Linked DNA regions of Homo sapiens: region 2 is linked to region 1. The links are chromatin loops, found by intact Hi-C in ENCODE. Cell type or tissue: gastrocnemius medialis. All regions are shown on one strand. Each heading gives the region's core, and the rest is flanking DNA. Links, peaks and the distances in the headings are about the cores only. Region 1 has its middle 62 kb from the start of CASZ1. Region 2 overlaps CASZ1 (castor zinc finger 1).

Evidence for each region. A loop is a pair of places that touch in the nucleus more often than their neighbours do. Peaks named below come from ENCODE experiments on the same cell type or tissue, not always from the same donor. Only the 100,000 strongest peaks of a DNase experiment are listed, where the experiment ranks them.
Region 2: it touches region 1 in a loop (6-fold over the local background); 4 of 110 quality-filtered maps call a loop at or near these places.

What each region holds. Positions count from the first base shown.
Region 1 is chr1:10,850,587-10,865,747 of GRCh38, forward strand. No RefSeq gene overlaps it. Among named protein-coding and RNA genes, the nearest start is that of CASZ1, 62 kb to the left of the region's middle. RefSeq lists enhancers at 9,964-10,464, 10,844-11,345. In gastrocnemius medialis, for the core only: no CTCF peak of the experiment used is centred there; DNase peaks (open chromatin) are centred at 5,817, 6,645, 7,235 and 10,275; H3K4me3 peaks cover 1,027 bases; H3K27ac peaks cover 7,740 bases.
Region 2 is chr1:10,738,655-10,753,815 of GRCh38, forward strand. All of the region lies in intron 2 of CASZ1 (castor zinc finger 1), which reads right to left. Among named protein-coding and RNA genes, the nearest start is that of CASZ1, 50 kb to the right of the region's middle. RefSeq lists enhancers at 1-530, 5,576-6,775, 6,874-7,797. In gastrocnemius medialis, for the core only: no CTCF peak of the experiment used is centred there; DNase peaks (open chromatin) are centred at 6,337, 7,457 and 11,469; H3K4me3 peaks cover 466 bases; H3K27ac peaks cover 6,997 bases.

The sequences.
Region 1 (15,161 bases), core at 3,178-11,177:
GTCACACAGAGGGTTTGAGGCGAAGCAGAGCCTCAACTTTGGGCTGGCTTCCCTACTGCACACAGCTCCTCTCTGAGCCTCAGTTTCCAAGCCAGGACAATGGGGAGACGGTCCCTCCTCCTTGCGGTGGGCTCTCTGGGGGCACGAGGGTGCAGCAGTTAGTTCTGATGAGCTGAAGCTGGGAGGTGGCGGGGACACCTCTTCAGAGCTACCAGGCTTGCCAAGGTGAGGATGTCGGGGCTCTGCCAGGATAAAGCACTTAGCCAGTGCCAGGCACACAGCAGGGCACAGGCAGACACACAACTGCACTTACTCGTTTGGGTTTTTTTCTTTTTTGAGACAGAGTCTTGATCTGTCACCCAGGCTGGAGTGCAGTGGTACAATCTTGGCTCACTGCAACCTCCACCTTCCAGGTTCAAGTGATTCTCCTGCCTCTGCTTCTGAGTAGCTGGGATTACAGGTGCGCACCACTATGCCCAGCTAATTTCTGTATTTTTAGTACAGACAGGGTTTCACCATGTTGGCCAGGCTGGCCTCAAACTCCTGACCTCAAGTGATCTGTCTGCCTCGGCCTCCCATGTGGTGGGATTACAGGCATGAGTAATAACGGTCAGCACCAGGCCCCTGGGCTTACCGTTATTACTGCCCTTCTACCCTTGGGCTTGTTCCGAGGCCCCGTCACAGCCCAGCAATGCGTGTGAGAGAGCTTCGTTCTTTGTGACTCGGCAGGACAGTGCCAAATGTCAGGGCTCAATTTTATTGTTGTTACCAATCGTATTGATACTCTAAGCTTGGGTTACCACCGACTTCCTTCCAAAGGGTATAAAGTGCTTTGCCATCGTCCTCACTCACAGACAAGCCCCAGAGGTAGGCCAGCAGGGAGAACGCTAATCTGATTACCCAGGACCCGAAAGGCGGGGCGAGGGTCTAAGGGATTGTGGCCAGTGACCTTGCTGCTCCGACCCCCACCACCCACGGAGCCAGGAGCCCTTCCTCACCCGCTGCCTGGGTCTGTTGACCAAAACCCAGCCCAAGTTCCCCAGAGCTTGGCTGTCCCTTCCATGCAGATTTCAGGGGAGCCCCCAGCCCCTGGGGTGAGGAGCGAAACAAGCCAAGGGCAGGCAAGGCTGGTTTGGGTCTGATGCCGTTAAATGCGTGGTGCCCCGTCAGCCATTAGCCAGTCTCTAGGGACAGACAGTCAGAACAGTTAAAGGAGCTCAGCCCATAGGAGCCACGGGGCTGTTACATCCCCAGCCCCAAGCCCTCCCCTAGCCGGCCCTAAACTGGCAGCTGAGCCTGGCCTGCTCATATTATCTCCTCTCCTGAGGTCCAGCCTGTGCCCACTCGCGAGTTGAGCGGGGGCACCGACTCTGGGTGGCCCAGGGTCGACAGAGGGGCTGTGAGTCAGCTAGTGAGACCTCAATAATCTACAAATGTGGCAATTTCAGAGCACCCCCTGAGCCAGGTCTGTGCCAGGCACCTGAGGCTAGAGGTAAGAGGCAGGTCCCTGGCTGAAGTGAGCACAGGGCTTGCGGCAAAGCAGAACTCCAGCTTCGGGCTTGGACTCCAACCATCACACCCTCGCCAGCCCCCTTTACAGGCACGGTCTAGCTGTGGAGTGAGGCAGATGACAGATTCCTGCAACACAGCGTGGCCATCGCAGATGCCAGGGCTCCCAGAGGAGGTGGGGTAACCTCATCTGAGGCTGTTCAGGGAAGCTTCTGGGAGAAAGCCACTGAGCTGGCCGGAAGGACAAACAGAGTAACTAAACGTAAGAAAAGGAGAAAGGGGATCCCAGATGAAGTCAGTTTGTCATTGGTAGAGTGAATAACAGACCTCCTGTCAAAGGCTTGCTGTGTTTTAAGAGAGGAGGGGAAAGTTATTTTGAAACTGAATCACAGAATGCACGGGAGGAATTATTCTTCAGGTCCTTATTAAGATGGGTGGGGTCCTTGGGCTCCATTTCCCTCTCTCAGACCCAAAGACCAACCCCAGGACCCATCCTGCTGTGGCTGACGTCCACCTGGAGAGTCCAGGCCCTGTGGGAAGCCTCTAGGTCATGAGGCCTACCCTGACGCCCATGCCAGCTACTAGGCAAAAGACGACTCACCCAAGACACGTGGACAGACTTGGATCTGAGCCCCATGACCTAACTGGTCCCTACTTTATCCAGCACTTGATCCTTCAGGATCAAGGCCTTTTTGCTTCTTCCCTATTTCCCTTCTCACCTAGATTGTCACCCTGGGCATTCAGAGTTGAATTGAGATCTTGACGTTCCCTTATGATCAGGATTAGTATCTCCCACCTTCCTGCCTTGAACTACACTGGGGGAAATACTCCTTTTAGTTGCACTCACCTGTCACCATGACAAACATCATCAGGATCACCATCACCACCTTGCTCACCAAGAGCACCATGAGCACCACCACTACCAATACCACCCTCACTAGCCTCCTCCACTGGTACTAGCACTACCACCATGAGCACCGTCATCACCATGACCATGATCTCTACCACTGCCACCATTACTACCGCCATCACCATCACCATCATCACCAGACCATGATCACCACCCTGATGACCACCACTATCATCATCACCATCGATAGCCTTATTCCACACAACAGGCGCTACCACTACCACCATCACAACTACCACCATGATCACCACCATCACTACCATCAGTACCACCAACACCATCACACCTGTCACCACCAAACAACAACATCATGATCACCACCATGATGACCATCACGACCATCAGCACCATCACCACCATCGATAGCCTCACTCCACACCACAGGCACCACCATGAGCAGCATTGCAACCACCACCATGATCACCAACATCACAATCACCACCATGATTACCACCACCACAACCATTGCTACCATCACTACTGCCATCATTACCATCACTACTACCACTGCCATCACCATCACCATTACTATGACAACCATCACTATCATCACCACCGTCACCACCACCACAACCATTGCTACCATCACTACTGCCATCATTACCATCACTACTACCATTGCCATCACTATCATCATTACTATGACAATCATCACTATCATCACCACTGTCACCACCACCACCATCATCACCATGGCCCTGATCACCATCATTACCATCCCCACAATCACTAGCCTCAGCACAGGCACCAGCACCCCCACTATGATCATCACCATCACCACCACCATCACCACCCTCATCAACACCATCATCACTACCACTATCACCACCATCATCACCACCACCATCACTACCATCACCAGGATGACTGTCACCATCATTATCACTGCCATCATTACCACCATAATCATCACCATCTATCACTACCACTATTGTTATCACCATCATTACCACCATTGCCACCGTCATCATAACCACTACCACTATCAGCATATCACATCACAACCACTACAATGACTACCACCGTCACCACCAAAATCACCACTACTACTATCCTGATCAACATCCACATCACCATCTGCTACCACTGTTGAGTCCTAATTAGGGAAAAGGAGTCAGGCTGGCAGGAGCAGGGGAAAGCAGAAAGAAAAAGCAGATAAGCTCTAAGTCTGCCTTTCTTCATGGTCCAGGACATGTAGCCCTCCTGAGCCCAACTTCTCACCAGACACCTGCAAGTTAGCTCACAGCAACCTTGGCATTATCGGTACTGCACAAAGCCCTCTTCAGCACACAGTACAAGCACCATCCTGTAAAATCCCCAGCAAGCCTTTGTCTCCTTGCAGTCAACTCCTCTGTATTAGTCTGTTCTCAAACTGCTATAAAGAAATACCCAAGACTGGGTAATTTATAAAGGAAAGAGGTGTGCCAGGCGCAGTGGCTCATGCCTGTAAACCCAGCACTTTGGGAGGCCGAGGCGGGTGGATCATGAGGTCAGGAGATCGACATCATCCTGGCTAACACGGTGAAACCCCGTCTCTACTAAAAATATAGAAAATTAGCCAGGCGTGGTGACACGTGCCTGTAGTCCCAGCTACTCAAGAGGCTGAGGCAGGAGAATCACTTGAACCCGGGAGGTGGAGGTTGCAGTGAGCTGAGATTGCACCACTGCACTCCAGCCTGGGTGACAGAGCGAGACTCTGTCTCAAAAAGAAAAAAAAAGAAAGAGAAAGAGATGTAATTGACTCACAGTTCCACATGGCTGAGGAGGCCTAGGAAACTTACAATCATGGTAGAAGGGGAAGCAGGCACCTTCTTCACAAGGCAGCAGGAGAGAGCCAAGTGAATGAAGGAGGAACTTCCAAATACTTCTAAAATCACAAGATCTTGGAGAACTCACTCACTATGATGAGAATAGCATGGGGGAAACCGCCCCATGATCCAGTCACCTCCCACCAGGTATCTCCCTCAACACCTGGGGATTACAATTCAAAATGAGATTTGGGTGGGGACACAAAGCCTAACCATATCATCCTCTCTTCCTGGTCTGCCCATTGCACTCTTGCAGCGTCTTTTCATACTTTCTCTAATATGTCTGCCTTTCTTTACCTACAGTTGTCTTGGTAAAGTCTTCTTACTGCCCTCGTGATGCCGGTCTCAGATAGTCACTGCTCACCCGAGACAACTACCATCTTCAATTCCATCATCATCCACCATCATCGTCATCACCCTCCTATTCTCCCTCCTCATCTTTCTCAGTCATCACCATCACCACCTTCATCATCCTTCAACAACACCATCTTGTCCTCCTACATGACCAGTACGAAAGGACCTTATAGGTTTATTTTCCCCTGGGGACCAGTTGTCATGTGGAAGATCCCTGCTCTCTGGGGTTTCTGAATCGAAGGCCAGCACTGCTGCTGGCGATAGGCACGGGGATGATGGGATCCTAAAGTCTTTCCTTCCCTACCACTCCTGCTGAGACCCCTGAGCTCTGGCCCAGATGACTGCAATTCCCCATGGGCCGTGTTTGCCTCTGTGCCCTGCCCTGTCAGTTTCCTTGGCCTGGAATGTGCTTCCCCTCATAACCTCCATGGTGGACTCAAGAGTCAGCCCTCCCAGGAAGGGTTTCGACTCCAAGTCTGGGTTGAAAGCCCTTTCTCAGGAGCCAAGGCACCTGCGGTTCACTTGTCTTGTCACTTGTCTGTCTGCCCCACTAGAGGGTGAGCTCCTTGCGGGCAGGGCTGGGTTTCCTTCAGCTTTCTATCCCTGGCACAGTGCCTGGCTCAGAGGAGGAGCTCAAAAAATATTTGTTGAACAAATGAATGCTTGTTAAATAAATGTGTATGAAATGTTGCAAATCATGAATCAGAGAGCTTTTGGCAGAGAAGAAGAGACAGAAAGTCTCTATACTCACCAGGGTGGAGCCAAGGACGGCGAGAAGTGGGAAGCTAACTGTGGAGGGGAATGGGGTTGGGGGCTTGATAAGGCTTCCCTTGGGAGGGGAGGTCTGACTCAGATACACTCTGTCAGCCAAGGAGTCCTCTCAGTCCACAGCCTCTGGGGTGGGGTGTTAGGGGGAAGTGGGGTCAGGGGTCAACTGCCCACCAGGCTGGCACTCTCCCCTGGGACCCCCAGCCTGGGCGAGGGAGGGGGAAGCGGGTCAGGCCCCTCCCTGCCTAGTGCACAGTGGCCTCCACTCGACCCCTTTAAGACAGCCTGGGCGGCTTCCCTTTGCTTGTTGAAACTGTTCAGTTTTCGGACAGGACAGGGGAGGGGGGCGGGGGGGAGGTCACACCTGTTGTGGAACTTGAGAGAAGGCTTATTTATAAATGTTCAGGGCTCGGGATTCTTGCGGAGCTGATGTCCGGAGGGGAAGGTCACCAAAATGCTTGTTTATAGAAGCAACAGCAACTGGGAACACCATAAACGGGCTAAACGATGAAATTAACAAGCCATCTGAGGCGGGGCATGGCGGGGCACAGCCAGGCCTCCGTTGGCCAGGGCGCTGCTGCTGGGCAGAGCCCCAGACCTGCCTCCAAGCCAGGGCCCTCCCAGGCCCCAGCCACCCTGCCTGCCCCCAAAACACCGGCCCAGCTCAAGTGCCACCCCCACCCCACGCCAGCCCTTGCCCCGTCCTCACCCAGGGGCATGTGGTTCACACAGCAGCTCCTCCAAGGCACAGTCCTCGCTGTGCCACCCCAGCAAGAGCTGGTTCTTCACCACCCCCAAGGTGGGCATTTCTGCAGGGGCCCTCACTGCCACCCAAATCCCCCCAAATGTACCAGGATGGTGCCTAATTGGGAGTGTACTTTTTTATGGCTCTTGAAGGCCAGACTTGGGCCTCCAGCCTGCCTGGGAGTGGGCCCAGAGCCCCGTGGAAGTGTCAGAGAGAGGGCATTTCCCCCTGCTCACCCCCTCCTGGGACTCTCTGTCCGATTCCCAGTTTCAGGAAAGCTGTATTTTCCTTGGGTGACTGATGGCTGAACAGGTGGCTTCTGGGTTAGAGAGTGTCAAGTGAACAGCGGCAAGGAGAAGTGGCCCTGCCATGGCTCACTTTCGCTGCCTGCCTGGCCCTGGGCTGCTGACAGCTCCCTGGCCTCCCCTGCTGAGGGCGTGTGTCTGGCCGCCCCCCACCAGACACCACCCCGGCCCTGCAGCCCACTAGCCGGGGCTGTCTGCACGCAGAGTCCTGACAGCTGAGGGGGAAACTGGGCCCTGCCCTCTTCCACACGCCACACCCGTGATCACAGACACACGAGCGTAGTCACATGAGGAGACCACTCGTGTTCCTCATGGAAAGCGCCTGCCCCCAACTTTCCAATTTTCCATCGAATTCACCGAATGACCCTGAGCCTAGCAGTGTGTCTTGTGCACCGACGGTCCCAGAGCCGACACGCACGGACACGCCGGGCTCCACCTGCCTCCACCTCCTGCGTTCTGGTCCCCCCCTCTGCGTTCTGCAGAGGCCCCTGGCCAGGCACCCCACTTCTTGGCTTCAGTATCCCTCTGTGTGTCTCTGTCTCTGAGAGACTCTCTCATCATCTCTCTCTCCCTCCCGTTCTCTCCTTTCTCTTGCTCTCTGTCTCTGTCTCTCCATCTTTTGTTAGATAAATTGCTACCTCTTTTTGTCTCTCTCTCTTTCTCTCCATCTGCTTCCTGCCTTGGTGTCTACCTCTTTCTGTCTCTCGCCTCCCTGACTCTCTTCCTCTCTCTCCGGCTCTGTCTCTGTCACAGACATCCCCCCCGCCCCCACCCCCAGCACATGGCCTCCGTAACTGGAAGTCCCATCCTCTGGCATCAGCGTCATCGGATCTATTTTCTCCCTCAGCCACACTGCTCAGAATTTCTGAGAGGAGCTACTGGCTTCAGCCTGGCCCTCACTGTGGGCCTGGTGGGTGGAGCGGGCAGCTCCCTGGGGCCATGAAGGACCCACACCCGGGGACACAGGCTGGACCGGCTCAGAGACTTTCTGGCATGAGCCAGAGCCGGCTGCCAACCTCTTGGCTCTCCTTGGCACTGGGGCCAGTGAGGCCACGCATTTGAGATCTGGGTGACCTGGTTCCCAGTGGGCCACAGCAGTGGGACCAGGGCCGCAGGAGGAGGCATCACCAAAGTTTCTTCATCGGCCACTTCCTTGGCCACTATCATTCACTCTCCAGGAGGACGCGACCCTCTCAAAACCTGCTTAAAACGCTGGGTTCTGGCTCCCTGGTCAAGGGGAAGGGAAGTAACCCTGATAAGACCCTTAGAAGGAACAGCCAAGCTGCCCCAGGGACCCTTTAGCTGCCAGGCGGTGGTGGGCCTCAGGTGCCTTGCGTGGCCTGGTGGAGACCAAGAGGGAAGTGCCTGGGAGGGGACACTGGGGACAGCGGCCTGGAAAGCACCGTCCTTTCCACACCCATGCCCAGAGGGCGTCCTGGCTCCCCATCAGCCCTGAATCCACAGGGAGGTAGGAAAGGTCCATGCCAGTGACACAACGGGCATGGGGCCCTAGGGAGGGCAGGGCAGGTGAGTGACAGGTGTCATTCCTGAGGTCCAAGACAGAGGGAACATGGGTCCAGGAGACCACCCCTGCCTGAATTCTGATCCACATGCCCTCACCCCCCACTTTTCTGCATGGATGTCAATCAATCACTCCTTCAGTGGGAAAATATGTATTGAGCACCTACTATGTGCCAGGCCTTTTCCAGGCACTATGATAAACCCACAGTCTGGAGAGGGGGCAGACAATAAGCAAGAAAACAAATATCTCATCACAAGCTGGAATTAGTGAAGGAAGCAGGAGCATGTTGCAGGGCGAAGGGAGAGGGAAAGGGAGAAGGAGCCTCCTCTGATGGGAGGTGGCAGAAGACCTCCGAGGAAGGAACATTGGTGCCTCAAGACCCTCTCTCCATCTTGGAAGCACCTCCCTTCCAGGTAGGAAGTCAGGAGTCCCACACCCCAGCTCATCACAGATTGTGGGCAGACCCACCTTAGTTCAATAGTCATAAAAACTTCAGCCATCACTTAACTCGTTGAAGACCTATCTATGCTAAGTGCTCTGCAACTTGCTTCTGTGTTTTATCTCTTTTAAAGCGTAGAACAACCTAGAGGCAGGTACGAGTAAAAAAAGACTTTTGCCCAGGCATGGTGGTTCACGCCTGTAATCCCAGCACTTTGGGAGGTTGAGGTGGTTGGATCACCTGAGGTCAGGAGTTCGAGACCAGCCTGACCAACACGGTGAAACCCCATCTCCACTAAAAATACAAAAGCTAACTGGGAGTGGTGTCGGGCGCCTGTAATCCCAGCTACTTGGGAGGCTGAGGCAGGAGAACTGCTTGAACCCGTGAGGTGGAGGTTGCAGTGGGCCAAGATCGTACCATTGCACTCCAGCCTGGGTGACAGAGCAAGACTTTGTCTCAAAAAAAAAAAAAAAAAAGAAAAAAGACTTTTGGCCAGGCACAGTGGCTCATGCCTGTGATCCCAGCACTTTGAGAGACTGAGGTGGGTGAATCGCTTGAGTCCAGGAGTTCGAGACTAGCATGGGCAACATGGTGAAACCCTGTCTCTACAAAAATTTCAAAAAAAAAAAAAAAGACATGATGGTGCTCCTCTGTGCTCTTAGCTACTTGGAGGCTGAGGTGGGACGATTGCTTGAGCCCAGGACGGGGAGGTTGCAGTGAGTGGAGATCACGCCACTGCACTCCAGCCCGGGCAACAGAGCAAGACCTTGTCAAAAAAAAAACAAAAACTTTTAAAGATGAGGAAACTGAGGCTCAGAGAGGTTCAGTAGCTTGTTTGATGCTACACAGGTTGTAGGAGGCAGGACCAGGATTTGAGTGCCCAGTGCAACATCCATGTGCCCCAGTTCTCCTTCTCTTTGAGAGCCATCTCTGGTCCCAGAAAAGAGGGGAGCAGCCTGCACTCTGGGGTGGGACAGGAGGAGTTGGAGGAAGAAAGGGGTTTTTCAGGCCCTTTCCAGGGCATCTGTCTCCAGTAAAGCCCCCTAGACTGGGACTCCCAGCCTCTCTCATCTTCTCTACTACGGACTGCGGAGCACACAAGCCCTCAATGCCCCCATCTGGCTTGCAACACCAGTCCCCCAAACCCAGCCCACACTCCCCCACCCTCAGGTACTCTAGGTACTGAGATAGGCCCCATCCCAGGCCCCCTGTTGCCATTGTCTTCTCCAGACAACCATTAGCATATGTGCAATGCAATTACCCTTCAGCTCTCCTGGCCCGGGGCTGACACGGAGGTCCCCATCCCCAGTGATTTGGGGGGAAGGGGGGTTATTACAACTCACAAAACCTTAAATTAAGAATGAATAAGAGAAACGTTGCATGCCACTTCTGAAAGGCTGCCAGCCCAGGCTGGGGTGGGTGACGGGTGTATTATACTCTGCGCCGACGGAGGAGCTGATGGATGTGCCCGTAGTGGGGAGGACGGAATAGCAGCTGATACCTGTCCGCTCCAGGCCCAGCGCTTTTCCAAAGCGGCTGGGTGTGGAGAGTTCATCCCCAGCTATCCCCTTACGGCTGCAGGGTTTGCAAAAGGCAGAAGTAGGTCTTGAGCTAGACTTGGGTGGGGAAGGGTAGGTGTGATCAGAGAGCCTCCCTGGAATAGTCAAAACAGAGCTTGCAGGTTGCAGAGGAGTAAACCCTTCAACCCCCAGGTACAGAGCAAGGGGGCAGAGGTCCAGGTCGAGAGACCAGTGTGTGCCGAGGTCCTGGAGTGGAGGGTCACGGCGCACGGCAGGTAAAGAGCTGGAAAGGCATGGAAGCTGACCCTGGAGGTGGAGAGGCGGGAGGAGGGTGTGACTCTGGGGAACTGGGCAGGAGTCACTCTCTGGCGAGCCTTCTTGTCCAGCGTCCGGATTCAGGATTTGGTCCTAGGAATGCCAAGAGGAGGAGTGTGCAATGTGACTGTGCTGTGTTTAAACAAGGTCCTCTGGCCACGGTGCAGGGAACAGACTGGAGTTGGCAGAGACTCTGTGGACACTCCAGGAGGCCCATGCGGTGGGCTGGGAGAGACAGTGGCAGCCTGGGTAAAGGAGATGGGGGTGAAGGAGAAAAGCAGGCAGACCAGAGAGGGTCAGTTACGGGAAGACTGATCAGTCGTGGTGATGGTGGCGGGGGAGAAGAGGTGGCGGCAGGGATGAAAGCCGGATTTGGGTCATGTGCAGCTTGGGAGATGGTGGAGCCACTTATCTAGATAAGGAAATGGAATGGGGGCACAGATTTGAGGTGCAGGAAGAGAAAAGGTTTAGGTGTGGATATGAATGTCATCACCTTCCTAAGCTATGGTTTCCTCTGTCCGTAAAGTCCGATGCCACACGTGGCTCACACAGAGCTGCGGAGCAGGCCTCTGACACTCAGTTCTGCTGTTCCCCAGTGTGAGTGTGAGTGTGCGTCCACGGGCTTCTCCTTCGACCACCATGAGTGTCAGTTTCCTCAGGGGGCAGGGCCAGTGTGAGGCTCAGAGGAGAACCAACAAGGGAAGCACGTTACAGCACGAAAACATTAGGCAAGTAAGTGCCTATGTGCACCTTCCCTGCTCACTCTGCGACCCTAAGCAAGACCCTTATCCTCTCTGGGCCTCAGTTTCCCCAGCTTGAGTCTGGAGTCACAGGCTGTCTCAAGAGGGGCCTTCTAGCTTTAATGCCCTCTGTCAGGGACAAGACCTCAGGACTCAGGCCCACGGCCAGCCCCCAGGAAAGGGGCATCCCAGCCCAGGCCTGGGGGCTCTCGGGAAGGTGTAGCCTGTCCACTGCTGCTTGGCTGAGCTGGAAGGTGCCACCCATCAGCTTGCCAGCGAGAACCTGGCTTCCTCCTCCATCAGAGCTTAGGGTTGAAGGTGGGTGTTCTGATGCCTTTCTCCTCCAAGTCCCACCCCCTGGTCTGTATCTCAGGCTATGCCCTGTGCCTCCCACAGCTCTGGGGAATCAGAGCAGGTCAGGCCAGTGTCCCCTGGCCCTGGGATCTGGTGCGGTCCTGGGCCCCTCCCACCTTGCACACATCTCTCAGGCCTGCCAGTCGGCAAGGAGCTGGGAGAAGCGGCGGCTTTGAGGTCAATGGGGATGAGGTCACAGGCAGGGGAAAGATGGGGCTGACAGCCCACCACACCCACAGGGGCAGGGTGTCAAGATGGGTCCCTCCAAAGCCCTGTGACCCTGGGATTCAGGGGAGTCGGGGGAAGGGAGGAGAGAGCAGCTCCCTTCCCCCAGCCAGGAGCCCTGTGCTGCTGCTCATATATCTGTCCCTGGATAATGTATATCCAGCTTATGGAAAATATTCATAATGCTCCTTACACCAAACTGGCCCCCTTCCATAGTGCGTGATCTAAAATTAAATCCATTTCAAATATACAGTAGATCGAGTCAAGCTAATATAAATGAAACATGATTAATAGGCAGAACACTGTCCTCCTTAGCAGGGCTGAGGAGGCAGAGCTGGGGCCACTCTAGCTCTCCCTCCCCACAGCCCCCAGCCCCCCAAGGCCTCCAAGCCCCTATCCTTATCCCAAACTCCCTTCCGTCCGCAGCTGAAATGTGGACCCTTCCTGGAATTCACCTAAATTGTGAAGGGCAAGTGTCAGGAAGCACAGCAGTTTAGAGAGCAGACGTGAGTGTCAGGACAGAGCTGAGACCTAAAGCTGGTGACCTCACCTCTCTGAGCCTCGGTGTTCTCATCTATACAATGGGACGTTAACGACCCCTGCCTAGTAGGGATGTTGTGAGTGTTAAATGCAAGAATAATGCAGGTTAAGCACAGAGGACCAGTCACCCGAGAAGGAGACCCTCATCCCCCAAGTCTGCCCCCTCTCCCCCCTCCCCAGCCCCCAGTGGGAGTGGGGATCTGTGCCCCCACTGGCCCCCTGATCAGCGGGCAGAACAAGGGCCAGCCAGAATTCCTGCCATTGCAGGGATATGCTTGGTGGGTTATTTTTAGTGCGTTGGCAAGTGACTCTGTTACTGACCAAATGTTCCCACATTGGGGACAGAATCTGCTAAGAGGGCACTTGTATGCTGAACCGAGGCAGGAGGGGGTTTGCAGCCTGTCTCGGGGGCTCCTCGTGTGTCCTTTTTGCACACACATTTGAACTCGGGCCCCGTGGCCACTGAGGGAGGGAGAGCAGGAAGAACTTGGGGGCTCTGGGAGGCATGTGCGCCGCGTCTGGCCTGTCTCCTTCCCGGCTGGGCACCTGGGCGCCTCACACGAAAGATGCTCCTTAGCGTGGAACGAGAAACAATGTCACCCTGGGAGAGTGCTCCACGTTCCCCCCTTCAGGAAAGACCCAGGCTTCCACTGGCTGAATGTGTGCACGTGTGTGTGTGTGTGTGTGTGTGTGTGCGCCTGTCTCCTCATTGCTCCCCCAGTGATGTCTTGCTGCAGGTACACGAGCCCCTCACTGTCCACCCGGGTCCCCAGCCTGATCCCTGGATCTTTCTGCTCACACCATCAAGGATGTTCTTCTGAACTCCTGGTGTACTTGCCCCGACCTGGGCACCCCACCTTTTGTGCAGGCCCACGAGAGTCGGGGGGGTGTCTGCCATCATCCATCCAACAACAGCCCTCTGCTGTTTCCTTTTCTCCCGGAGGGGTTGAAAGAGGGAGAGCCCCTCGGGGTGGGAGGGGGTGCTGTTGGCTTTTTCCCTGTCATTGGCCATTTGCTGCCTGCTTCACCAGACGTGTTTTGAGCATGTTTGCATAAAGTGGATGCAGGCTGCAATTCCGTGATGAATTCTATGAATACTAATCTGCTACTACCCTTGACCTTGGGGTCACCGAAAGATCAAAACCAAACCATTTAATATTTTCCTTTTGCAGATCAATAGAAGCATAAATTCCCCCTCAATGACAAGTATAATTTCAAACAGATCTATAGAACGCATGCATGCATTTCCAGCCAGGGACACTCACTGCCTGCTTTGCCTTTTGGGGAGCAGACGAGGAGTTTCTTGCCTTTTCTACCATTGAATTTCTTTTTGCCTTTTTTTATGGCACTGAAATGCTATTTTCAGCAGCTGCTGTCATATAAATATCTCTTGTTTTTCTTCTCCTCTTTCCCTCCTGGTGAAAAGGGCAGGGGACCTATTGAAAATTCCGCTTTATCTCTTTCAGTCGGGTTCAAGTACAGGTCGAATAATCGATCCCTCCTCCTTTTCTCTTTTAAGTTTCCTGTCGTTCTTTTGGCCAGATCAGCAGCGGAGAGAAATCAGGAGGGCAGCTCGCTTTATGGAGATCTTCTCAGAGTGTCTATATTGCTGTATTTGTGTGCGTGTTTGCGTGTGCGCGTGTGGGATCTGCAGTTGTGTGTGTGTGTGTGTGTGTGTGTGTACCTTTGTGCACCTGACGATAAACACTTGCTCCAGTTCAAACTCTCGCCCAGAACTCGAGGAGAGAGAAAACAGAAAATCACCAAAGAGAAAAAGTTAAGGGCTGGAGCGGGCATTGTTAACCCTTGCAGAGCTTCCAGACAGAGCTGGGGTGGGGCTGGGAACATCTCCTAGCTGGACCTGCTGTCCTTCCTCTGAGAACCACGTTCACCTCTGTGTGCATCTCCCCTAAGCTCCTGAGTCTTTTCTTGAATACAGCTCCAAGAAGGGAAAAAAAGATGCAAAAAGAAGAGAGAGAGAGAAAAAAACAAAATAGGAGGCAGAGTGGGGGGAAAGCAAAAGAAAAGAGAAAAGAGAATTAAACCATTAATCTGCCTGGATTTTCCACTTCATAGAGTAATCAGTTTGGAAGAGACTGAAATAAAGTGGAATGTATGATTGCCATCACCTCCTCCCTCCAGTCCCCATTTCTTATTTACAGAAACACAAGGAGCTAGGAAGGCGTCCCCTCTGCCCTACACAAAGGCCCCCAGTGTCCGCTCCAGGAGGGGACAAGGACCCCAGCCCTCAGCCAGAGCTGCCCGCTGCCTCAACACCCATGTGGCATCCTCTCTGAGCTGGAGGTGCAAAGCCAAGATGATTTAATTTATCGAAAGGACAAGGATGTCGTGTAGCAGATTTAATCATCGGAGAGTTTAAAAAAAAAATAAGGACCGGGCTAATGTCGTAATTTACATTTCAGGATAATAAAGAGAGAAAGACAGAAAAGGAAGGGGCCTGTAGCCTGCAAGGGGAGCAGGGAGGGGAGAAGGACCAGGGGGCCGAGGGAGCCCAATAGATTTGCCTGAAACACCAATAAATTTAAAAACAAACCCAGAAAGCTAAAGACAGCCCCTGGAAAGTGCTGGGAAAATGGACCATCGATTTTAGACTTGATCTGCATTTCGTATTTTAATAATGCTCTCTCTGTCTTTCCTTTTCTCTCTCTCCCTCTCTCCCTCTCTCTCTCTTTTGCAAAATATAAAAGCTGATCTGATAAATATTAATTTGAACCATCATAATGTATTTGAAAATTCCAGCTAAAATGTCACCACATGGAACATTAATGTAATATTTCAAGGCCCTGAGAGCAATACTCATATTGATTGCATTTATTTCACTCTAGGGAGGAGAGATAATTCTTCAATGTGGGACACATCTGGGAGCCAAGGAGGCAGAGGCTGAGGGGAGAAATGCGAAATTATATATGGTCATAAAAAATACAAAACAGAAAATCCTCCCCAAAACTCTCTCCTCACCCATGGTGCCCCGCACCCAAACTTGCCATTTTCATTTCCCAGAGTAGCCTGGGGCCCGCGGGAAAGGCAGAAGCCCAGGGCCCTCCGGGACCGCGGTTGCGGGATTGAGAGCGGAGCAGCCTCTCCCA
Region 2 (15,161 bases), core at 3,626-11,625, 110 kb before region 1:
CAGGGAGGACACAAAGGTGGGGCTGAAGGTGAGAGGAAAAGATCAAGCGTAAACCCCACAGGGAGAGGGGGAGGAGAGGGAGGCAGGCCTGTGCCTTTAAAAGAATTTTCATTTAAAGGCTCTTCTCTCTTCCACCATTTCAGTGATCTATATGCAAATATGCTAATGCATGCAAATTAAGACACCACTTTTAGTCCCAATTTAATAGAAAGCATTAAAATACCATTTTTTTTTTCCAAAAAACTCCATATGCATGAAGGAAGGTTTTTTTTTTTTTTTTTTTTTTTTTTCACTTTTCGCTAAAGTCACATTCCGGCAGCAATTTTATGCTGTCAAAATGTTCTCAACAAGGGGAGATTTGACTGGCTTCTCTGAGAACCAGTCATAGGAAGCTTGGGCTCTGCTTCTTATTGAGTTCTTTTTTAAAATTTTGCTGGGGGTCCGGGGGAAGAAGGAAAAAAAGCAACAACAATAACGAGAAACAAGTCACCCAGGCATCTTGTGGAGGGTGGCTGCTCTTTTCAGGCCGGCGGCCAGTCCCCGGGCGTACAGCGTGCGGTGCAACCTGCAGCTGCGGGACGGGTGCATTCACGAGGGGGGTGTGTGCGCCTGGGGGTCACCCCTGCTGTCTCTCTGGGTAGGGGTGCAGGTGAAGCTCACATGTGCCACTCTGTGAGTGTCACCGCGAGGGAAACCCTCCCAGGGGCCCGGGCCCAGGGTGGCCACGGTGAGGAGGAGGAGGACCACATGCGCAGGGAAGGGCATGGGGCACAGCATGTGTGTGGCCCACACAAGGGCGGTCTGCTCTCACTCCCCTCGCTGCTCTGTAATTAAGCTCAGCTGCGCCCACTCAGGCTTCCAGACCTTTCCCTGAGCCCTCCGCCCCCCGGGCCCACTCCCCGTTCTCCCAGCCTTGCTGGCTACTTCCACTCCCCAAAGAGCCTTCAGGGGCCTTCTTGTCGTTGATCAAAACAACAGGGCCACCAGCTCCTCAAGAGTCCAAGCTATAGTTTGGCCCAAATGTCCCGGCCAGGGTGGCTCTGTGTCAAAGGCCCTGCAGCTCCTCCCTCCTGTTTCTCTGGGCCCTCTCTTTGGGGTTCTGGTTCCCGATTAAACCTTGACCTCTCTAGCACATGCCTTTTGCCACCTCCCCCACTGGTCCTGGCTCTTCCTTCCCCGCTGAAATGAGTTGAGGCTGAGACCTGGGAAGCCGCAAGGTGCTGGGATCCCAGACGAGTCCCTCCTGAAAGGGCGAAACTCAGTCGTTCAGGGAGAAAGGGACCACAGCCAACCCACCACACAGGTGGAGCCCATGGACAAGGTCTCATTCCAGTGGCCCGGTGTCACAGCGTGTCCTCATTTGCAGCTAGGATGAATGCCAATTACCACCACCCCATAGGAAAGCTGCCCCCCTGGCCAGCACCAGCCCAGGCGCCTGTTAGGTTTTAGTTCACTCACTCCTCTCTGCAACCCCATAGGATACGAGTTACCGATTCTATGTCACAAATTGGAAGAGTGAGGCTCAGAGAGGCAAGGCCACTTGCCCAATGTCTCACAGTGGCTCAGTGTCGAGGCAAGGCCTGTGTATCTTCCCCATTCCCAGAACCTGCTGGAAGTCAAGGGCAGCACTTCAGGCCCCAGCTCTGCCCCGTTCCAGTGAGGAACCTGAAGCCAGCACAGCCCCTCCCACTAATCCATGCGCCCCAGCCCGGGCTTCAGCTCCACATCTGTATAATGGGAGAGTGAGGTCCTGGGGATCTATGGCTCCTTCTGGCTTATGCCTGTGTAACAGATGGGAGAGAAATGAAGATAGGGCTGAGGGTCCCCCCAAGCCAGGGCTTTGAGGCAGTGTCTCCCCAGGGCAGCCACACCATGGTGGAGGCCCTGAAGGCAACAGGCTGGGAGGCCAAGCAGAGCTCAGAAGAGGTGGGAGAGAAGGGTCTAGAAGCAGGAGGTGGAGGAAGAGAAACTGCAAATTGCGGGTAGGAAGTGCTTAGTAAAATCAGAAAAATTTCAGGGCACAATCGCTCATGCCTGTAATCCCCGCACTTTGGGATGCCAAGGCGGGTGGATTGCTTGAGGCCAGGAGTTCAAGACCAGCCTGGGCAATACAGTGAGACCCTGTGTCTCCACAAAAAAAATTTTTTTTTAAAATTAGCTGGTTGCGGTGGCGCACACCTGTAGTTCTGGCTCCTTGGGAGGCTAAAGTGGGAGGATTACTTGAGCCCAGGAGGTGGAGGCTGCAGTGAGCTATGATCGCTTCACTGCACACCAGCCTGGGCGACAGGGTGAGACCCTGTCTGGACAAAAAAAAAAAAAAAAAGAAAAAAAAGTCTAAAAAACACTTAGATTTTTTTTTTGACAGTCTTACTCTGTTGCCTAGGCTGGAGAGCAATGGCACAATCTCAGCTCATTGCAACCTCCGTTTCCTGGGTTCAAGTGATTCTCCTGCCTCAGCCTCCCAAGCTGGGATTAGAGGCATGTACCTCCAATAATTTTTGTATTTTTAGCAGAGACGGGGTTTCACCATGTTGGTCAGGCTGGTCTCCAACTCCTGACCTCAGGCGATCCACCCACCTCAGCTTCCCAAAGTGTTGGGATTACAGGCGTGAGCCACTGCGCCTGGCTCTATATTGGGCTTTAAACGACATGAGGGCAGGGACTTGTTCAAAGAGGAAAACAGCAAAGCAAAGCCTGGAAAAGAGCCACCAGCAGTTGTCCTGGGGGTGGGGGCGGCAGGGCACAGGGAGCAGACACAGGTGCACACAAGCTCCAGCACTGGCCCAGGCTGAGGGTGCTCAGCGCACACAGCTCTCCAGTAAAGATGAGCATGGGCAGGGCTGGCGTGATGAGGCTGGTCTAGCAGAGCTCACGGTGGAAAAAAGAGATTTAGATATTTACGGGAAATACATTTGTTGGTGCCAAACCCCTGGTTTTATTATCCGGGAGAAAAACAAACCCAACCACCGAAACTCACCCTCAACTGAGAATCCACAAGGAGGGAAACAATTTCCCCATCAAACCAGTTTTATTGGATATAAATATCTAATTATTCCTACTAGGCCCTGGAATGCCAGACATTTTGCAGCTTTTATAACATGTGTAGGAGTCTTTACAAACGACTTTTATACATATTTATATATATATATAGTTATATATTAACAAACCTGATTCGAATCTCATCTGAATTATTTTTTGCTTACTGGGCAGTTTGTGCGTATCTGTGTGTTTTTTCCCCCAAAGCCAGGAGAGATCTAGAACATTTTGGTGCTATTCTGAGACCTAATGTGCCTAACCCAGCAAGCGCCGAGACACGGACCCCTCACCGCTTCTCACGTGCCCCCAGCCGCAACCCCACCACGGCTGCTCGGTGGTTCCGAGACACACTGGCTCCCAGCACTTTGCAACCACAGGGTCCACGGCTGCAAGTCAATACCTCACCCATGACATGAACGTGATGTCCCAAACAGACAGAAGCATTGACTTCTCAAACATCAAGCACACGATTAGGCTTCATGCCACCCCGGTGTCCGCTTTTCAGAAAGCAAGAACCACGGAGGAGGACAAAGAGCTGGGCAGAGGGGCAGGAAGGCGGGAGGGGGCGGAGGAGAGGGGAAGTTGTCTTGCAGGGAATAATGTGGATCAGGCTGTCATCTGGAGACCCATCTTCATCTAGAATTAATGCACTAAAGTTATTTTGTTTTTCCTCTAAATGGTTTTAAAGAGACAGTGAATTCTCGGCTCGGACGCGGGGCTTGGTGTGTAGCTGGTCCAGGCTGTGTAAAGTGAACAGGCAGAGATTCCAGCCAGGCCTGAGTCCATTCTCTCCCCAGTCCCTGGCCTGGCCTCACCTCCTGCCCATGTGCTTTCTCTCAACTTGTCGCAGAAAACAAAGTTTAAGATCCCTGTCTTTCATGGCTCCCCATAAAAAGGCTGAATCTAGAAGTGAAGAACTTGAAATCCTCCAGTCAGGGTCAAGCCCTTATCTGAGCGCATTGAAAGGAAGGAGAGGAAGGGGAATGGGTTGGTGAGGAGTTAGAAGCCTCTGGCCGGGTGTGGTGGCTCATGCCTGTAATCTCATCACTTTGGAAGGCTGAGGCAGGCGGATCACTTGAGGTCAGGAGTTCAAGACCAGCCCGGGCAACATGGTGGAACCCTGTCTCTACTAAAAATACAAAAAATTAGCCAGGCATGGTGGCACACGCCTGTAATCCCAGTTACTCGGGAGGCTGAGATGGGAGAATTGCTTGAACCCGGGAGGCAGAGGTTGCAGTGAGCCGAGATCACGCCACTGCACTCCAACCTGGGCAACAGAGCAAGACTCCATCTCACAAAAAAGAAGAAAAAAAAGCCTCTGAGCAAGAAGCCTGGGCCAGTTCCTGGGGGTGGAGCAGCCCCCTGAAAGCAGTACTGAAAGAGAGCTCGGGGAGTATTCCCAAAGCCAGTTTTCCCCAAATAGGAGTCCCTATGGTCCCTGAAGCTCAGGCAGGGCACTAGAGCCCTCAGGACAGAGGGGCAGAGGCTGGGGGACAGGAGGAGTCTGGGGCATAAACCGGAGAATCCCAGGGGATTCTGGGCGAAATCAGGGTCCAGTTAGCTGTCCCTTGAGGCCCAAGAGGCCAAGGGAGACATTCAAGGGTGAGTGATATTTGGGGAGACTCTAGCCTGAGGCTGGCTGTCCCCACGGTCGGAGAAGGAGACTACATCTCCAAGTACCCCCACTCAGACCCATCGGTTCATGGGGAGAAAGGGCTCAGAATGAAGGAGAGCCCTGGGAGAGCCCTGGGCCTCCACCGAGAACCTTCTAAGTGTACCCCGGCATCCTCCACGTAGAGACCTGTACTCAGGGGGATGGGCTGGGGGCCGGGGGAGCTGAGAACAAACAGCGGCAACAGGAACAGAGTTGAGCCATTTCAATTATTCATATGCCAGATGGATTCTTTTCCTGCCTTTTTTTTTTTCTATAAAAATAAGGAGGGAGGGAGTAGGTCTTATGACAGTCTCCAAAATGGGGGGGCGGGGTGCGGGGGGAGGAGAAGAGGGAAAGGGAGAAAAAATAGAAATCCAGTGCCCTGTTTGTGCCCCTCTCCAGCCTTGGAGAACCCCGATCCCGTGACGGGAGGGCAGGCGGGATGGGAGATGTCTTTTAGGTACCCGATGAGCAGAGAGCAAGAAGCGAGGGAAATTGTTGAGGAAAGGGAGGGAGGGAGGGAGAGAGAGAGAGGAGCGGGGAGCATGGGGCGGCGGGGGGAGGCAGGCAGAAGAGGGTTCTGACCTTCTGTGAAGGATATAAAAAATCCAGCCGCCTCAGGGGACACCCAACTATCTAGCATATTGCTGTTAAAATGTCTGCAAAATTTAATACACTTGGCATACCACCTAATCAGTCCTTGGAAACTCGGGCACTCTCTCCCCCTTAGACTCAAACTGCTTCAGCCCTTACGCCTAGGGTACTCCCACCCCGACCCTGCCCCCTGATTTTAGATAAAGTTGCTCCCTCCCCACCCGTAAAAACAGCTGCTGTGGCTTTTAGGACACATTTAATCCTGAAACTTGCCCAAAGTCCAGAATTCAGTTTCTAGGAAGCAGGTGGCATGGTAAAGAGAGCCAAGGGTGGGGTCCTGGGGCGGGAACTTTGGTACCGAGACTTCTTGGGGGTGGGGTGGGGGGCATTAGCAGAAGAGAGACACGGCACCACGAGCAGGCATGTCCTGGGCACCACGAGCAGGCATGTCCTGGGCACCACGAGCAGGCATGTCCTGGGCACCACGAGCAGGCATGTCCTGGGCACCACGAGCAGGCATGTCCTGGGCACCACGAGCAGGCATGTCCTGGGCACCACGAGCAGGCATGTCCTGGGCACCACGAGCAGGCATGTCCTGGGCACCACGAGCAGGCATGTCCTGGGCACCACGAGCAGGCATGTCCTGGGCACCACGAGCAGGCATGTCCTGGGCACCACGAGCAGGCATGTCCTGGGCACCACGAGCAGGCATGTCCTGGGCACCACGAGCAGGCATGTCCTGGGCACCACGAGCAGGCATGTCCTGGGCACCACGAGCAGGCATGTCCTGGGCGACAGGGGAACACAGTCCCAGATGGGCGGGCAAGGACTGTATGTCTGGGTAGCCAGCGAGAGCCATTCATCCTGACAGCTCTTATTTAAAGAGCTGCCTGGCACGCAGGAGAGCCGTGACCTCACCAGAGCACACAGGCACCCCGGTACACGGTACACGCAGACGCATGTCTGCCATGTGCTCCGTCAATCCACCCAATACCCCCTAAGACTCCACGGCCACTCCAAGTCCCCAGCAACCGGCGAGGAAGTTTCCAGATGAGCCTACGGAATAGGCCACCTGACCTTCTAGCCCCAGCAGAGCAATCAAAGCCCAGTATGACCTGGATATTTTTGGCAGGTCACCATTTGCTTTGCTTGACAAAGAAGATCCCACAGGGCTCCTAAGTGGGACTGGGAGGACCGATCCCCAAAAGCTTCACCCTCTGCCCCAAGGAAACAGAGTTCTTACCAAATTTTCTTTGTCCTTTTATTTTGATTTCCTCACCTCTGACTCACATGAAGTCTCGGGTGGCCTTAATTAGGTCTGAAGTCCCCTAAGAGACTCAGGGAACCCCAGGCAGCCTGCATCATGCCTATAAGACAGAGGTCAGATGGGACAGGCCAAGAATTGGAAGAATCCAGTGTGTTCCCCAACTGCGAGAGTAAGCCACAGTACCAGGGACACGAACACAGACAGCTTCTTGACCTTCCTTGCCCTTCGCCAAGTGGATTGAAATAGAGGCAAACAGCAAAAGGGGACTCAAGGGGGTGTGGGCAGGGCCGGCTTCCTGGGTGTGCAACCCATGCAGCCACACAGGGTCTCATACTCAAAGGGCACCTGCTGGGTTGAACGTCCTGCTGTCAGTGTTGTGAAATTCTGAATCAATTTAGAGCAAGAGGCCCTGCATTTTCATTGTGCACTGGGCCCCACAAATGATGTCGCCAGTCCTGGGTGTGGATTTTGGAAGATCAGACGACCTGGGTTTGAATCCCAATGCTCTGTCCCCTCTAAGCCAAGAGATATCAGAAAAGCCACTCATTATCTCTGGCCATAGGGCACCTATGGCCCTACGGGTCTAGAAGATGGAGTGATCACACCTGCTCACACAGAAGCTGGGAGAATTGAGAGGGACAAAAACGGGGAAGAGCCTTGGGCACATGATCATGAGCTCCTATTCAAACACAAGGTGTGGATCAAGAGGGGAAAAGGAGGCCTGGTGGCCGTGGTGCTGGCTTCCTCCCGCCCTGGGGGATCGCCTTACTCTGCTGGGTGAGAGGTCTGCCACTAAGCAGTGCAGAGGGAAGCCTGTGGCGTGCCCGGCCCACTGGCCCCATTCACAGGTGAAGAAACTGGGACAGAGTCAACAGATGACCTGCCTGTCGTCATCATAGAGTGGCCTCGAGGCAGGGCGAAGCTGAGGACATACTGTTCCCGCTGTCCAGGCCTCTGCCTTGGCCACAGGACACTTGAGATGAAGAGAGTGACAAGGAGGCAGGATTTGGAAGAGCGGGGAGGGAAGGGCCTCATTACACTCCATCACTCACACGTGCGCGCACACACACGCATGCACGGCAAAATTAAAGCTGAGAACTCGGCCAAAAAGAAAAATCCTACCCCTGTTCCATCGAAACTTATTTTAGGGCAGGAGGTAATTGCCAAAGATCCAAATAAAAAGCCAACCACAGGCTGTAAACGGCTCCAAGTCTTTAATTAGACCCCAGGAAAAAATAGTGGCAAAAAGAAAATGAAAGTAGGAGAAGCTCCCAGAGGAAGGAGTCTGCGCGGGATCCCTTCTGCCTTCCCAGCCCCATGGCTTCAGATGAGGGCCCCCTTGCCTGGGTCTGGCATCAGGGTTGTCTGCTAAAAAGGCTGGCAATGCCTACTGCTGGAGGCAGGTGCAGAACCAAGACAGCACCTTGCACCCCAACCAAGGGCCAGCCTGGACCCGGGACCTTCTCCTAGAGCCGTCCTAGACCCCAGCCCATGTCTGGCCTCATGTTGGGGCCACCACAGGGCAGAGGGACAGAGCGGAGGGTGAGCTTTTTCTACCACCCCTGGAGGTGAGAGAGCAGGGAAAAGAAAAAGCTCAGATCTGGAGTGGCCTTTGACCCACTGGAAAGTCTGCCCATCAAGCCAAAAGCCCTGGCTCCTGGGCCATGGAGCAAAGGATGCACATGTCACCTTCCCCACTCCCAGGAGCCGTTTTCCAGGCTCCCACTCCCTGCCCCTTCTCTAGGGCCCATGTGGGGTTGGGTAGCTCTGAGATCATGTGGGCAAGATGGATGACCCCATGGCTTCTCCCCTCATAGCCCCCGCTAACCAGGAGTGGACGCCCAGAAGTCCATGGAGTGACAAATGGCATGTGATGGCCACCCAGTTGGCAGTGCCATTCCCCTAACGCAAGGTAAGCACACACAGACCCTTTGCCCCAGGAGGCTCCAGCTACTCCACCAGCTACCCCCATACCCTCTGAGCCTCTGGCCCTTGGAGACATAGGCCACCTGAGACTAAGGGTGGGGCTGGGAAGCAAAGGGGAAGCCGTCCTTGGGAAGGTGGGGTCTGCAGAGAGAGGCAGGGTTCTGAATACGCTCATCTTTCGTAGATGCAACCCAGCAGACAAACCAAATCCCATGGGCAGGGATTCTTACCAAGTGCTAAGTCTAGCACCTGCCAAACCGTGGCGGAAGCAATGGCTGCCATTGAGGGTCTAACAGTGGCCAGGTCCCAGCGGCAGATGAAAGGCGTTCCACCCAGATGTCAGGGAAGAACCCTGGAGTAGAACACATCTCAGCACACCTCCAGTGAGTGAGCAGAAGCTGCAGTCCCTGTCCCGGGCTTTGCAGAGTGGGGAGAAGGTGAGGTGGGCTCAGGGTCCCTAATCAAAGCCCAGCCCATGTGCAAGAAACGGGAAAGAACCTGCCTTGTGACATCAAAGGCTGACATCAAAGGCTGCAGGGTCGACCACACTGAAGACCCCCACTCTGCTCTCTTGTGGGTCACTGCAGCTGCCTGGAATTAGGGGTGTCTCACCACACCTAGCTCCCCCTCCAGAATGAGCAATCACTGGGAGAGGGTACACAGTACACTGTGCTCACCTGCCTGACTTTTTTTTTTTTTTTTTGAGATGGAGTCTCGCTCTGCCGCCCAGGCTGGAGTGCAGTGGTGTGATCTCAGCTCACTGCAAGCTCCGCCTCCTGGGTTCACGCCATTCTCCTGCCTCAGCCTCCTAAGTAGCTGGGACTAGAGGCACCCGCCACCACGCCCGGCTAAGTTTTTTGTATTTTTTAGTGGAGACGGGGTTTCACCGTGTTAGCCAGGATGGTCTTGATCTCCTGACCTCGTGATCCGCCCGCCTCGGCCTCCCAAAGTGCTGGGATTACAGGTGTGAGCCACTGCGCCCGGCCATGTGCTCGCCTTTCAAAGGCTCCCTGCATCCAACTCCCCTTCTAAGCCTGGCAGAGGAGAAGGTGATTGCCAGGCCCGGCCTGTCCTTACTGCTGCAGCAGCTACTCCTGGGCAGGGGTGGCAGGCCGAGCCCTGTGTGTATACCATGTTCTTCACCTATCCTGGGCAGGGGCGGCAGGCCGAGCCCTGTGTATATACCGTGTTCTTCACCCATTTCCTTTCCCGTTTCTCAAACAGACGTTAGCGACGACAAATTAGGAGTGGGCCTAACAGTGACAGAGGCAGCAGTGACCCCTCACTCAGTACCTACCAGGTCCCAGGTCCGGTCACAGGCATTTTAGAGAACGCATCCCTGCAAAGACGATGCTATTGTGCCCATTTTACAGAGGAGTACAATGAGGCTAAGCTTGCAGAGTGACGGCCATGTCTATAAAACAGTGGGTCTGAACTGCAACTCAGGTCAGCCTGGTTCCAGAGCCCATCTCTCTCCATGGTACCTCTTTCTCGCAGTCAGCTCCCCGACCTGACCACTAGTTCCAGGCAGGGGCAGGCCTGGTTGCCCCTTCACCACTGCTTGCTCCTCGTCTGGGGTCTCTGACCACTGGTTTTATGCCTGTAGAGTCACCTGAACTGTAATGTAGGTGACAGTCATAAACTCCACAGTGTCTCCAATTCCCAGCCACCCACCATGCCCTGCCATGATGGCCAAGGCCCACGTGGCCAGAGCAAGCATGGAGGTCTTCTCGGCAGAAGCAGCAGATGCGAATCAGACCTCCTGAGGCAGCCCTAACATCGCCACGTCAGTCTGGTGAGGCCTCCCTGCCAGGTCCCCCAACTCGCTTCTGTCTTTGGGGGTCAGGTTGCAGGCATCAGGATGAGACGTGGGATTCCTCTTTGATGAGGAGCCCTGCGGCTGCTGCGTCCCAGCTTCCTTCCCAGCTTGGGAATGGGTTGGGAGAAGCAGTCCGGGGCCCTGCACAGACAGCAGGAGCCCTGCTAATTAATGAGCTCTCCGTCTTCCCTGAGTGCTCATAGACACAGCCAGATGGTCTCCACGACATGCCCTCCACCCTGTCCCCATCTTGCAACCACATGGCGGCTTCACATTCCACCCTCCCTCCATCTTTCCCCCCTATTTTTTTTTTTTGAGACAGAGTCTCACTCTGTCGCCCAGGCTGGAGTGCAGTGGTGCAACCTCAGCTCACTGCAGCCTCCACTTCCCTGGTTCAAGCAATTCTCCTGCCTCAGCCTCCTGAGTAGCTAGGACTACAGGCGTGTGCCACCATGCACAGCTAATTTTTTGTGTTTTTAGTAGAGATGGGGTTTCACCATGTTGGCCAGGATGGTCTCGATCTCCTGATCTTGTGATCCACCCACCTCGGCCTCCCAAAGTGCTGGGATTACAGGTGTGAGCCACCACGCCCGGCCTATCTTTCCTTTTATGCTGCAAACTTCAAGACAGCCCCATTTCCCCCTTCAGCCAGGTGTGGCCCAGACAGCCCCGAATGGACCAGGCGAATACGGAGACTCTTGTAGCAGGAGGTTCTAAGTGGGGCCTCTTAATCTAGACAAGGTTCCAGTTTCTCTTCTTACTTTCAGCCAATTCGGCTGGGGAGCTGGGGTTGCGAGAGGACCCAGGGCTGAGCGTGCCCCTATTTCTTAGAAGTGTTAAAAGATGACCTTACATCTAACAAATATTAATACTGACTTATAACCCCCAACAACCAAGGCCTGGCTGCTCCCTGCTCCCCAGAAGGGCACCGAGTAGAAGTTGCTCCAATTGGAAGCACAGGCTCACACGGGTCTCCGGAGCATCACAGACACCCCTGCTGGCTCTCTGTTGGCACCTCTGGGTCCTAGGTGGAGTGGTGGCTTGCAAGGTATATAACTGTGCCCTCTGGACAGCCGGCCTGTGTGCAGGCAGCTTGCCTAGACAGGGGCATTGCATGACGAACTGGCAGGGGCCCGGGGGCAGGGAGAGTCAGGCCAGAGCCATGGCTCTGAGAAACCCTGGCACACGTGTGGCCCAGGAGCCAGGGATGGGCTCTTCTGCAATGAGTTCTGTTTCAGGGCCGACTGCACAATGACAGCAGCCCGGGGGTTGTGTGACATGAGGCCTGGCTAGTGACGCTGCTTTGCTTCGATTTTCTTTTCTTTTCTTCTTCTACTTTTTAAGAGACGGGGTCTTGCCCTGCTGCCAAGGCTGGGGTGCAGTGGTGCGATCACAGCTCACTATAGCCTCAACCTCCTGGGCTCCAGTGATTCTCCCACCTCAGCCTCCCCTCCCAAATAGGTAGGACTACAGGTGCGTGCGCCACCACACCTGGCTAATTTTTATTTTTTAATTTTTTTTTTAAGAGATGGGAGTCTTGAACCCCTGGCGTCAAGCGATTCTCGCCTCAGCCTTCCAAAACGCTGGGATTACAGGCGTGAGCCACTGTGCCCAGCCCTGCTTCACTTCTCTGGGCATCAGTTTGCGCACTTATAGAAGGAGGCTGAGGCTGGGCGAGGTGGCTCACACCTGTAATCCTAGCACTTTGGGAGGCTGACGCAGGTGGATCACATGAGGTCAGGAGTTAGAGACCAGCCTGGCCAACATGGTGAAACCCCATCTCTACTAAAAATACAAAAATTAGCTAGGCATGGTGGCGCGACCTGTAATCTCAGCTACTCAGGAGGCTGAAGCAGGAGAATAGCTTGAACCCGGAAGGCAGAGGTTGCAGTGAGCCAAGATGGTGCCACTGCACTCCAGCCTGGGTGACAGAGCAAGACTCTGTCTCAAAAAATATATATATATAAATATAAATAAAATAAAAAATAAAAGGAGGCTGAGCTGGACGCTCCTGGGGTCACTGGAGGATTTGAGAGCTGCTGCGTGTGGAGTGATCGCCAAGACACCAGTGAGCACATGGTGAGCACCCTGTGCATGCTGGCTGCGATTGTAACTGTCATTGCTATTATTATTATTAATTATTATTATTATTATTGTGACTCTTTGAGTCTGTAAACCTTGTTTCAGATGCGGCTAAAAGGGAATAGGAAAGATCTGAGCTTACAACCTAGAAAAGCCACATTTCCTAAATTATTAATCCCCAGAATCAAAACCAGTGAGGACAGGGTGACAAGGATCTGATTAGAGGCCCTGAGGGGGTCTGGCCAGGTTTTGTGAGCTCAAGTGACCCAGACCTGCCTGGCCTAGAATCCAAGACACACTGACCTCAGAGTAGCCGACAGAGGGCAGAGAAGCCGACAGGGGCCAGAAGCCGACTTCTGGCCCCATCTTCAGGGGGATGATCTTTAGGGTGAGGCATATTTATTTAGGGCAGCAAGGGTTAACACCAGGGCTGGGAGAGGCCAGGCAGCACGGAGCACTCCCTGTTTATTAATAAGCTATTTATCACCAGCTTTGCTTTTAATGCCATTTGGGCTTAATGTTGTTAATGAAATATAAATACCCACGCTAATGATGTTGGTCAGAGGCAACACGGGCAGGAGCTGGCTCGAGAAACGGGGCCAAACCACCGGGCAGGCTGGGGAAGAGGCTGAGAGCTCGGGAAGCGGAAGAGGTTCCCACTCGTGCGGCACCCCCGGCCCCCTTCTGCTCACACCACAAGATGCCCTGGCTGGCTGTGCCGGGAAAGGCTGGGAGGAGGGCAGCCCAGGGGGCCAGGGCAGAGGAGGCCTCCCAGGGCACAGGATGCTGTTAACTCCTAGAGAACAGAGCCAGAGCAAAGAGCTCCCACCTTGGGGCACTGCCCGCCTGGCATCAAGCTCCTTGGCTGCAGGAGGCTGGACCTCCACCAGCTGGCAGCCCTAAGCTCTCTGTCCACAGGAACGGATCTAGGATGTGAGGGGTCACCAGAGGGAGCAGTAAGGACCCCATCAAGCTTTCCACTCCAGACTGGCCCTCCCCTCCCTGCCCGCAGTGACAGCCCAGGCAGGCCAGCACCCTGCAGGGCACACCCTCCCCAAGGAGCTAGCACGGGCTGCCCAGTTGGGGTGGGCATGGAGAGGGCAGCAGACGGGGATTCTTGCTCAGTGCCCAAAGGTCCTGGAACACAGAGGTGGCCCTGCATAGCAGGCTGTCGTCCCTGACCTTGTGCCTGGCCTGGTCCAGCCCCTCCTACACAGTGGGCCATCCCTGCCCACCTCTCCCTGGGCTCAGAACAGATGCCCTTAGCGGATGGTCATCTTTCCAAATTACCCCAGAAACTTCAGGTGGCCTCCTCTGGAGAGGCCCCTAGACTATTCCTAGATAGCAGCCTCACCAGGGAAGGCGGTCCTGGGGAATTGCTCCCCAGCCTGGTGGCCACAGATGTCCCTGTGGGGACTTAGACTCGATTCACCCAAGGGCCACCTGGGCCCAAATACAGGTTGGGAGACTCCAGCAAGTGGCCGGCGTTTGCCTCCATCCTCCTCTCCCTGTACTGTGGGAGTGGAGGTCATCGTGACCCCAGCCCTGCCTTGCTTGCAAAGTCCCCAGGCAGCTCCCCAGGGAGTGCTGGCTCTTCCAGAAGGAGGTCCCAGCTGCCCTGGAGAGGGAGCCCCCCTAGTTGCCAGCCCTCCCTGCTTAGGGCTGCCAGAGAAAATACAGTATGCCCAGTGAAATGTGAATTTCTAATAAACAATGAATACGGCCAGGTGCCGTGGCTCACGCCTGTAATTCCAGCACTTTGGGAGGCCAAGGTGGGTGGATCACCTGAGGTCAGGAGTTCGAGACCAGCCTGGCCAACATGGTGAAACCCCGACTCTACCAAAAATACAAAAAATTAGCTGGGTGTGGTGGCGGGTACCTGTAATCCCAGCTACTGGGGAGGCTGAGGAAAGAGACTCACTTGAACCTGAGAGGCGGAGGTTGCAGCAAGCCGAGATTGTGCCATTGCACTCCAGCCTGGGCAGCAAGACCAAAACTCCATCTCAAAAAACAAAACAAAACAAAACAAAAAACAATGAATACTATTTTCATATAAGTATGTCCCAAACATTGCATGGAATATACTTATACTAAAAAGTCCGTGCTATTTGTGTGAAATTTAAATGTACTAGGTATCCTGTATTTTTATTTGCTAACTCTGGCAGCCCCGTCCTGATGACTCAGCAGGTAGCCCCCGGCAGGGGGGTACAGTTCCTACGGGGTGAGCAGGACAGAAGAGGCAGTGAGGGGGAGTGGAGGTCCCTGTCCGTCTCAGGACAGCAGATTCTTTTCAAGAGGCTCTTCTCATCACTTTCTGCCCTGCCCAGCCTCCTCCCTCACCCGTCACTGCTGCACTGTCCAATACCACAGCTCACCTGCGGGGGTCCCCTCTCACTGCACCCCGCAAAGTCACCTCCATGTCCCCAAGGAGCACAGGGCTCATTTGCTGGGGCTTGGTGGAGCTCAGCTCAACGGCTAATCCCCTGGGTGGCTCCTGTCAGATTATTAATTAGCTAAAGCGGATCGGTCCTGGAACAACATGCGCTTGGACTTCAGATAAAGCAGGCCAGGGAGGCGGGTGGGGGTCTGCTTAAAGTGACAAGACCCTGTTTCTGAGCGGCTCCCCAGAAGGACCGGGGAAAGGAGGCCCAGGCTAGAGCAGGGCAAGTTCCAGACAGACCCCTCTGTGCCCTCTCTGCCCGCTCCCAGATGAAACATCGAGAGAGTGCATTCAAGAAGGGCGATCCGGGCACATATGCGACCTGTGAGAGGCGGAGTCGGTG